2 separate regions of the Homo sapiens genome follow, and region 1 is linked to region 2. A link is an interaction called in ENCODE POLR2A ChIA-PET data of the cell type or tissue named here. Cell type or tissue: HepG2. All regions are shown on one strand. Each heading gives the region's core, and the rest is flanking DNA. Links, peaks and the distances in the headings are about the cores only.

Evidence for each region. ChIA-PET counts read pairs that join two places held together with the same protein. Peaks named below come from ENCODE experiments on the same cell type or tissue, not always from the same donor. Only the 100,000 strongest peaks of a DNase experiment are listed, where the experiment ranks them.
Region 1: POLR2A ChIA-PET joins it to region 2 with 12 read pairs; 4 of 35 experiments call an interaction of 5 or more read pairs at or near these places.

Annotation. Positions count from the first base shown.
Region 1 is chr3:99,899,482-99,904,870 of GRCh38, reverse strand. The region is part of intron 1 of CMSS1 (cms1 ribosomal small subunit homolog); the gene reads right to left. The region is part of intron 4 of FILIP1L (filamin A interacting protein 1 like); the gene reads left to right. All of the region lies in intron 1 of LOC105374010 (a long non-coding RNA gene), which reads right to left. Among named protein-coding and RNA genes, the nearest start is that of MIR3921, 62 kb to the left of the region's middle. In HepG2, for the core only: no CTCF peak of the experiment used is centred there; a DNase peak (open chromatin) is centred at 3,270.
Region 2 is chr3:100,073,338-100,078,726 of GRCh38, reverse strand. All of the region lies in intron 1 of CMSS1 (cms1 ribosomal small subunit homolog), which reads right to left. All of the region lies in intron 1 of FILIP1L (filamin A interacting protein 1 like), which reads left to right. Among named protein-coding and RNA genes, the nearest start is that of FILIP1L, 38 kb to the left of the region's middle. RefSeq lists enhancers at 4,180-4,714, 4,715-5,249. In HepG2, for the core only: no CTCF peak of the experiment used is centred there; DNase peaks (open chromatin) are centred at 1,616 and 2,386; H3K4me3 peaks cover 806 bases.

The DNA of each region.
Region 1 (5,389 bases), core at 286-5,285, 170 kb after region 2:
GTTTGCCAAGGACTGGTAGGAAAGAGAGAGGCTGGTCACTTGTAGAAACAGTGAAATTAGGGGGAAAAGCCAACTGAGATTGAAGATTCTAGAGCAAAAGAGGATGGATAGAACGAAGTCTCGCAGAAGAGAAGTGGGTGTGGGAGGCAAGAAGGAGGTAGTTGCTACAGTGATAATGGGGTAAAATTAGCATGAATCTAAAATTGACTGGAAGGCAATAAGCAGCCATAAAGAAAAGTAAAAACAAACAAACAAAAAAACAAAAAAAAGAGAAAAGTAAGGAAACCTCAAGGCTTACTATGTTTGAAATAAAAAGATGTCAAAATAACAAGAATTAATGTTTGGAAGGCTCTTTGACCTCATTTTAATGGAATATCCTATTCTAAAGAAGCATAGTAAATATATTTTTAAAAAGCTCTATTTTAATTTGATAATTCAAAAATGCTAGGGCTGAAAACACTGCCTTCATAGAAACCAAATAAATTTTTGCCAGGCAGATTCTACTACTGAAAATGGTTACAAATACTTGATTGGATAGCAATGTTTTCTCTCCCTACTGAAAGATCTCTTCCAAGATTAGGAACAAAAATACTAGCAAATGATGAAAATAAAATAAGCACATTCTAATGGTGAAACAATCTGGCCTATGGCCCTTATAGACCTTTGTTTATTGTAATGAAAGCCATACACTTATCATTAAGAGCAATAATAACAAAAACATTCATCACACTCACTATTGCCAGAAATGTAAAGTGCTTGTCTGAAAATTGGGCAGCTTAAACCAGGTAAGCAGATTTTAAGGTCCAATCAGATTCTGAAATAGGAGTGTTTGCTTAGAAAAACAAGATGCATATCTCAACAGTTACTCTTCCTGGCCAGAGATCTTGCTTAACTCAATTAGCTTGGGCTTGTTTCTATTACTTGAAGCCATATTTTTCTATTACCAAATGAAGAGTTTTTTATTTAGGACAAATGAGTACCATTAAATGAAGCAGCAGGGGACGACAGCTCTATTATTTCTTATTTCTGCCTCAGAAATAAGAAAAGAGCATTGTGTAGTTTTCTATATGAAGCATCTTAGTAAAAAAAGACACACTTTTTTGGGGGCCACGTCACTGATCCAACCAGCCCAGGGTCCCAGTTTCTCATGGTAGCTACAAGGATGTTGTGTAGGGTCCTGTTAAGATGCAAGCTTAAAAAATGAATTACTCCTAACAGCCAATTTTTGGAATCATCCATAAATCTATCAAAATTCTTCTAAACCTACTTTTTTTTTGGTCCACCTAACCCATATGGAAAATTCTTTAAAACATGCATACATGGCCGGGCGCGGTGGCTCACGCCTGTAATCCCAGCACTTTGGGAGGCCGAGGCAGGTGGATCACGAGGTCAGGGGTTCGAGACCAGCCTGACCAACATGGTGAAACCCCGTCTCTACTAAAAATACAAAAATTAGCTGGGTGTGGTGGCAGGCGCCTGTAATCCCAGCTACTCAGGAGGCTGAGGCAGGAGAATTGCTTGAACCCGGGAGGCGGAGGTTGCAGTGAGCTGAGATCACGCCACTGCACTCCAGCCTGGGTGACAGAGCGAGATTCCGTCTCAAAAAAAAAAACATGCATATGTGTATACATATACACACATGTATGAATACACACAGATTTATGACGTGCCAGCTACTGTTTTAAGTGCTTCTCTCTTAAACTTTAATCCTCATAACAACCCTATGAGAGAGTTACTATTATAAGCAGCATTTTGCAGATGAAGAAACTGAGGCCTGAGATGATAAATAAGGTACCTAGGGACACAAAAGTATAAATGGGCAGGAAAGGAATTAAACCCAGAAGTTTGACCATTTGTTTATATCCTTAATCATGAAACCTCAGATTCTAACAGTTCTAGGTTTAGGTGAACAGGAGTATTTGTCCTGCCACACTGCTTATGATTTTATAGATTTTAGTTGCTTTAAATAAATCACTTTCATAGATTTTTTTCCTCTTTAATCTATCAATTTATCATCTAAATTTCAGACTATCTTCACATGGAAGTTACCCCATTACCATTCTGTCTGTGTAACCTCCAAATTCTGTTAAACCTTTTCCATGACAGGCAACTAGAATAGTAGAAAGCATAACATGGATATGCCTGATTTTTAATAAAAAATAAGATCACACTATTGATTTAGTGTGAATCTCTTCCTGACAAGCATTTTGTTGACTTGTTAATCTTTTTGGTTGTCCAGTGTCTACTGGTAACAATGGACTATAATCCAAGGTTTCTTCCCTGGATCAAAACTATAGTTTTCAGATATAGTTTGAATTACTACCCTTCACACCATTTCCTCAGAATGAGCTGACAGCTAGATACCCTTATATATCAAGATAACTTCCTATTACCATGCCATAGAATCAGAAGGTATTTCATTTTCACTACCTTTTTTCATGTCCTCCCATGGAAATGCATCTGAGAAACTGCTTCTTGTAAAACATGAGCAAATGAGAATGAGTTGAATATCTGTTCAATTCAGTTCAATTCAACAGATATCTATTCAGCACTGACTCTTTCCCAGGTGCTGGGTGTAATAGAAACTGTTATGAGTAACCTCATACTTTTGGTTGTCAAGAGACCATGCCCCCAAATTCCTACTCAAAAAAATGTCACATGGTACTAAGAATGTCTCGAATACTAAGAGTCAGTTACACTAATTTTATTGTCCTCCACAAATGTCTAATATAACATCATGAATATTTCTATTACTTAGGAGGTCAGTGAAAGCAAGCCAATCATTTAAATATTTTGTCTCTAAAAAATAAAACATAGTTGGCTTAACACTGATTCTTGTAAGACCTCATATATTACTGGCAGATTATAGGAAATTAATGAAAAAAACACTCTGTGTTTTGTTTTGTTTATTGGCATCATTATCAGCAACACATATTTTGTGTACCTACTACACAAAAAACATTATGCTGAGCTCTACTAGGGACAAGGCAGGTGGTACCACTCACAAAAAAATCAAATGTATAAATCTTAAAAATGTGTGTGTATGTGTGTGTGTTGAGACTCTTCCTAACCTAGCTGGAATCTGTGCTATTTATCAACAAGATAATGCAGAGAAAAATACCTTACCCATTACTTACATCCCGTCCAGAGTTAATAAAGGAAAAATCACTTGGCTGAGAGTAGAGTTACACAACTTGATTATGCAAAGAGACTGAACTTTGACTATTTAGCTTTAGAATACACATCGCTGATATTTAAGCAGTGTAAACTATGTAATATTATTGTCAGCACAAATCATAGGCCTTGATGTACAGTGAGCTTTCCCGACGAACATCTGGCTAATAGCCAAGCAAAAGTACATAATTTGAAACACTCAATCAGTTTCATTCTGAGGCATTTTGTTCAGTGTTTAATAGCTTCTCCAGGGACAGGAAAATTACAAAAGTGCATTGTTTTGACATGAGCTAAAATGAGTCATCGCTTGTCACTACATTTTTGAGGATTTGGCATTAATCTTCTGAGACAACAAACCATAAACATTAGAAATAAATATCAATTTTCCTAAACAGTTTAGTAAAGGGAGACTACTCTTCTCATTGGAGCAATTAAGTTGGCATCTCTAAAGGAAGGTACTATCCTATTTCAACGTGTAGCCATTTTGTTTTTCTAAACAACACTTTCCTGAAGATTTGTAATGACCATCTAAGACCCAATCCTTAAAGCAATACTAAAGCTTACTTGATTTGTATTAAATAACAAGTTAAAAGAATGTTGTATACAGTTTAATCCTTTGGTAAATTCCACACCAAATGTTATCCAGTATTTCCACCCAGTATTCCCTGCCTGCCTTCATAATTATCAATAAGAAGCAAAGCAAACTGGCTTGAGTTTCAACTCCTGGATTCTCCAGGGTCCAGATCCTACTACCATCATGCCCCTTCCCCTCAGGCATACTCTAGGGCCTAGGCCAATTTCATTTTCCTTTAGATCAGTGCTTCTAACACTTTGCTACATGTAAGAATCACCAGAGAAGCTTTTAAAAAACCTGATAACCGGGGCACATCAATTAGGTCAGAATCTCTGAGGCTGAAACAGCAACTGTGCTAAAAGCTCACACCAGGTAGTTCCAACGTGCAGCTCAGTTTGAGTATCAGCACTTAAGACTTGCGTGGAAAAGAAGAAAGAGGGAAGATTACACAATGATCAGCCCATTTGGTACTTTATGGAAGTTCTGATGAATATTAAGTGTGTGAAGAAATGGTTGGAACAAATAACTTTTATGAAATTACACCTTAGTTATAACATAGGGCTAAAGGTATGGCATTTGGGGCCAAACTTCCTTGGTTTGAAATCTTGTCTATGGCCATACCACCCTGAACGCACTCTATCTCATCTGAAATCTGGTTATTTATGACCTCTTAGAGACTCAGTTTCTTCATCTATTCAATGGGGATAACCCTTATAGGGCTGCTGTAAAGATTAAATGAATTAATTTATATCAATATAAAGGGTTAAAAATAGTGTTTAACATACAAGAAGCACCAGGTATGTGTTAGTTGTTATTAATATCCTCATCATCACCATCTTTGTTTTTTGCACCTCATCAATGTAGATGAGTTGAATATTCTGTCTCAAACTCAAGGAGGTTGAGTGGTTTTGACTTCCATCCTGTAGTCATAAATTTTACTAATGATATCACCATTATATATAATATTTTTAATTTTTAAATTAATTCATCCAATACATATTTACTGAATACCTGCTATGTGTGAAACACTGTTCTAGATATGTATTACATACTAACTTTTCAAATCGCTTTCACATACATTTATATTTATTTCATCCTAAAGTCCTGACAAGTTGGTTCTGACCTCAGAATTATACGATTTCAAAGATCCAGTAGAACCAGAACACCGTATTTAGCACCTTAGGAATGTACTAGTAACAGCTAACTAGTTAAGCCCTACTCTAAGCACTTAAAGTTTGTAACTCATTTAAATATAACAACCCTATGAGGAAGGTACTCTCACCATTCCCATTTTACAGATGAGAAAACGGTGGCACAGAGAAGTTATGCAATTCAACATGCAAACCCAGGGAGTCTGGTTCATCACCCTGGGAGTTAATGTGCATTAAGAAAAGATGCCCTGAAGGTGGACCATAATGGAATCACAATCAAGGAGGTGGGAGTCCAAAGCATCTATCATAACAATTTCAGGAACAGTGTACTTTATGTCAGATTCCTAGTACTTTGTCCTAGAAATAGTTTGCTGAAGAATGCAATAGGGGTTAGGAAACTGCTAGAAAAAAGCAACAACAGCAATCACAACAGCTACCATTTAGATCTCACAAAAAAACTAAATCCTTTATATACAATAACTTGTTTAGT
Region 2 (5,389 bases), core at 129-5,128:
TAGAGATGGGGTTTCGCCGTGTTGGCTAGGCTGGTCTTGAACTCCTGACTTCAAGTGATCTGCCTGCCTCGGCCTCCCAAAGTGCTGGGATTACAGGCCAGCGAGCCACCATGCCAGGCCAATTTTTTTTTTCTTTACCTCATCAGCTATCGCTAGTGTTGGTGTATTTTACGTGTGGCCCAAGACAATTCTTGCAATGTGGCCCAGGGAAGCCAAAGATTGGACACCCTTGACCTAGTCAATAAAAAATAAATTATTGCTGTTTTAAACGACTACATTTTGGAGTGGTTTGCTATGTAGCAATAGAGAATTAAGACAACCATTATGTTTTATATTACATATGTGTTATGTCATCGTTCTACATGTAAGAACTGTAACAGAAAAAAAAATTAGGCAAAGTTCTACGTTTTCTCTGGATTTATCAATTATTGGCTAAAATGCAAGGGTGCATTTCTAGAGGGTGTTTTATTTCAATAACTACTGTTACTTTCCCTCCTATATACTTCAACACTTTGAAAAGTTAATTTACTTTTCTTTAGTTGTTCTGAGGAATGGGAGCAAATATATTAGCACCAATATGATGTTTGTATACTAAAATACTGACATGAAATTTTTATCAAACCAGCATATATTATCTTTTTTTTTTTTAAAGCAAGCCCAATTCTAACTTATAAATAGGATAACTCAATATTGTTAGTACAATTAATAATGTTTTAGCTGGCTGTTAAACGACTGACATTCCATTTTAGAGTCTGAGTAAGTGAAACTGGGTGTCCTAAATTTCTATTTTAATAATTCCTTATTATTCTTATTTTTTTTGAGACAGGGTCTTATTCTGTCACCCAGGTTGGAGTGTAGTGATGCGAACACAGCTTACTATAGCCTCTACCTCCTGGGCTCAAGTGATCCTCCTGTCTCAGCCTCCCAGTAGCGGGACCACAGACATGCACAGCCATGCTTGGCTAATTTTTTTATTTCTTGTAGAGACAGGGTCTTGCCATGTTGCCCAGGCTGGTCTTGAACTACTAGGCTCAATTCATTGTCCCACCTCACTGTGATTATAGGTGTGAGCCACTGGGCAAAGCCAATTCCTTATTATTTTTACTGAATTTATCTCATTCTGTACTGTTTTACTATGTTAATTCTTGTGGGGATGAAGGCTATCTTGCAATTCCTCTACCTGGAATGTTACTCTTCTCCCCTCTCCATTTCCTTAAATCCTCCTTATCTTAAATACACACTGCCTTGCATTAACTTTTTGTGCTATAAAATCCAGCCATGGCTTAATAGCTAACCACCTTTTTTGTTTAACTACTCTTATTTTTAAACTGGTTGCTGTCCTGAAACACTCTCAGTGAAGTACAAACATACTTGCTTCTCAGATTGTAAGAGAAAGAAATGACTTTGGCTGTTGCCTGAGTCTACTTCTTAAGAACACCATGCATCACTGATTGGGAGCTCACAGGATAACGGCAGATAGAGAGTTTCTGCATGATGGTGTGTTCCCATTTGCTTGGAACCTACGAGCAACATGTGAAAGTATGCAGTTCCTAAGTTCTTTGCATGTCAAGTACAAGCTATCCAAGCATCCACTCTTCTTTCAAAGGACGCTAAATGCAAAACACAGCTGTCTGTGACCTTGGGAGACCTAACCGGAATCTGCAAACAAGCTTATGTAAGCGTACCCTGGCCAGCCTTGTTCCGAAAGCCCTCTCTAATTAAATGAGAGTTTTGATTTCTTATGTGGAACAGTAAAGGGTCTTCTGGGAAGAGACATCTCTTGCAGGAACTGTAATTTGAAAAGTAATTTTTGTCTCTATTGCATCCTTAACTACACAGGACATAATAGTGGGCAAGAAATGATAGCAGAGCTGTAAATACTGAGTAAGTCTGACTAATTCCCAGGCTGCACAAAAGATCTTATTAAACAACTTTATTAATGACCTGGAAATCTGAGAAGACGTTACATTAATAAGTTCCTCACATGGCACTAAAGGTGGAGATGGTAGAAGAAACAGAGGTGAAGTCAAACAATATTCATGGATCCCTGGAGATCAGAAAAATGAACAGTAAAGTACACAGTGAGTTCAGTCTGGCAAAATACAATTAAGTACAAGTATCCAGGAAAAAATAACTCAGAAGACTGACATTCAGTGGGGATGAAACCTCGAAAGCATGTCAAAAGCAACCAGATAGATACTGTAACCCACAGATTAGATAGGATTTTGCAATATAACAGAAATAGCAAAGCATAAAGTAGATGTGAAGCTGTCCATCAGAGGGGCTCAGCACATGCTGACAATGATAAAAGAAAAAGAAGGGTGTTGGGCGGGTGGTGAGTAAAAACAGCTCAGTTATTAAGTCCAAAAGTGTAAGCACCTGGACTTTGGCTTTAAACATTCTTTCAGAAAGATGAAAAGCATCTGAGAGGCCTTTAGAGAGGGAAAAATATATTTACAGAGATAAGCATATGATGAGAGATTAAAGGAATGAAACAGACAAGCCTCCACTGAGCAGTGACAAAAAGAGGTACTTAACTCTGATCAAAATTATTGTTTACATTTTTAAGGGTTTTCCGGGCAAGATAACTAACAAATATATTTCTTAATTATACATATGGCAGATGAAACAGTGAGTTTCCAGGAAGCATCAGCCCTGCCCAAAGCCATGTAGTTGAAAGAAGACTCAGAATCACAGAATTTTAGGCAGGAAATGATCTTAGAAATTACATAGTTTTGTGTCTTCAAAGTGAGGTCTGAGGGCCTATTGCCTGGAGAGCTTATCAGAAATGAAGATTTCTAGGCTCCAACTCAGCTCTCCTGAATCGAATCCTAATACCCCAGAAGGATTAGCTCAAGAAGCTTGTAGAGTTTAAGATAAGTTTATAGATAAGAAAAGTCAAGCTCAGAGATAAATTGCCCCAGGTCAGTCATCAATAGGTCCTGGTTTCAGGTCCAACGATGTTACTATCACTGTGGGATGAAATTCTCCCCAAATCTATAAATTGCCTTTATAATTAGTTATTACCATGTTGTGTAATTTTTCCGAGAATTTATATTATAGATGTTGCTTCATTTAATTCTTGTGTAATAAGGAAAAGAAGATAAAAGAAAACAGAGTCTGCCATCAGTGGGTATAGGAGACAGTTAAAAAAAAAAAAAGAAAAAGAAAAGAGAAGACAAAGATTGGGATATGAAGTAAAAAGCAAAAACCCGAAGCTTCGAATAAAGCTTTGAAGGTAAGAGAACTTATAAAAATGCAAGAGATGTTTAAAGAACAAATTATGGTCTTCCTAACCTCTAAGCTTCCTAAAATAAAAGTGGAATCTCTGCTCGTTATCATAAGCCCTTCTCTCCTGTAGGGTAAAGGACACGAGGATGAGAACCAGACTGTGGGTTGTCTCTGTATCCATTTCTGTGGCAGCAACTAGCATGCTCTAGATTGTTCTCTTGTGTCATTAGAAGTCCATTATTTGAAAGGTAATCATATTGCATTGATATATCTTCTTTTAGCAAAAGCTGACCAGGAAGTGTTTCAGGTTGATCATTTCTGGTTTTGACGATCTCTATCTAATGTAATCCTTGTAGGGAGAATCTGGGTTTGACCCCAGGATAAACCAAAACAAAGGGAACTAACATAGACCAATAAAATATATCCTAAAAAAATATAAGCAATTAAAATAGCTTTATACAAACAAAGGTTTATAAAAAATCATTATTATAAAAGAAAATCAGGCCGGGCATGTTGGCTCATGCCTGTAATCCCAGCACTTTGGGAGGATAAGGCTGGTGGATCACTTGAGGTCAGGAGTTCGAGACCAGCCTGGCCAACACGGCGAAACCCTGTCTCTATTAAAAAGACAAAAATTAGCCAGGAGTGGTGGTGCGCACCTGTAATCCAAGCTACTCTGGAAGCTGAGGTAAGAGAATCGCTTGAACCCAGTAGGCAGAGGTTGCAGTGAGCCAAGATCGTGCCATTGTACTCTAGCCTGGACAACAGAGTGAGACTTCGTCTCAAAAAAAAAAAAAAAAAAAAAAAAAAAAAAAAAAAATCAAATGTTGCACATGCATAGAAAATAAGATTAAAAGAAACATTGGGAACCAAACTTCAACAGAAAGATGTATTTCTCAAGCATAGTTTTTACTAGTTTTTAGATAAATAAGAAAGCTTATTTTATTATAATTTTGCCAAACATACTGGCTATAGAATAAATTTGCAAAATGATTTCTGGAACATGATAAGAGATCCACAGAGAAAAATGTAGCAGAAAGATGGGTATTCAAGTTACATTTTAGAGTAGAAAAGGCCTCTGGAAAACAGATTTCAAAGAACAAGTTAATACAAGGGAAGAAAGCCTCTGATTTTTAATAAAGCCACAACATTGACATCTTGTCTGTTCCCAGAGTGTAGGGATTCAGCAACGGAAACCTTTGCCTTGCATTTTGGAGCTGGCCTGGGAAAGCAGCGAAGAGCTCTCCACAGTCTGTGCCTGGAGGCCCAGGGGGGCTGTCAGATTTAGAGCTCTCGGACTCCACTGCAGGATAAACAGCTTGGGATTCTTCTTTAATGACAACAGCGTATCAGCTCTTTTTGAGGTTACAGCATACATAAACAAGATCTGCCTCATATTTTCCAGTTGTGGAGGAGGGAAGGGAAAAAAAAGGCCCCCACAAACCTTTTCCCGCAGTTAACAGTAGAAGACGACTTGCTTTTACTTGAATGCAAGACTGAAAAAAGGGAAGGAGAACCATGGCGTGCAAAATGGCCACACCGAAAGGAAACAGGAAAACCATTACTTCCTCTGTGAAAACTTCAGTGGGCAATCAAAGGGAAGAAAGGTAATGAATGTTGAATTCTGGTGTTTTAAAAGGAAAGGGACATAAGCTTAAAAAGAGTGAGTGGAAAGATTCTTAATAAAGCCCTCCTGGAGACAAGACCCACAGAGGAATCAAACAGGAGATCTTGCCCGGCACACACCCTACTCTGCATTTGAATGTAGAGTGAACACCGGCTGTCATGTTAGAAGACAGACCAGTGGGTTATTTCCTAGGCTTCCTCAAGGTTTATTACTGGCATGAAAAACTTCCTGGCCTTCTTTGAGGAGCTCTAACAAAATGTGCTAAATGAAGATATTTACTCATAGAATTCCCTCTCTTGCATCCTGGACCCAAGTTCCTTATTTCTTTTTGGATTCAAGAAAACCTCAAGATTTCTGTTTTCTTGACCTAAGCCTACAATTCCCTGCAATCTCCTCTACCCCAGTCTTTTCGAGGAAGCTGCAGACAACATTTACTCTATTTGTATTTAAATGTATACTTTCATGACAGGACAGCTTGCTTCATTTTGCTGTCCTGGGCCAGCAAACTTTTTTTGTGAAGGACTTGATAGT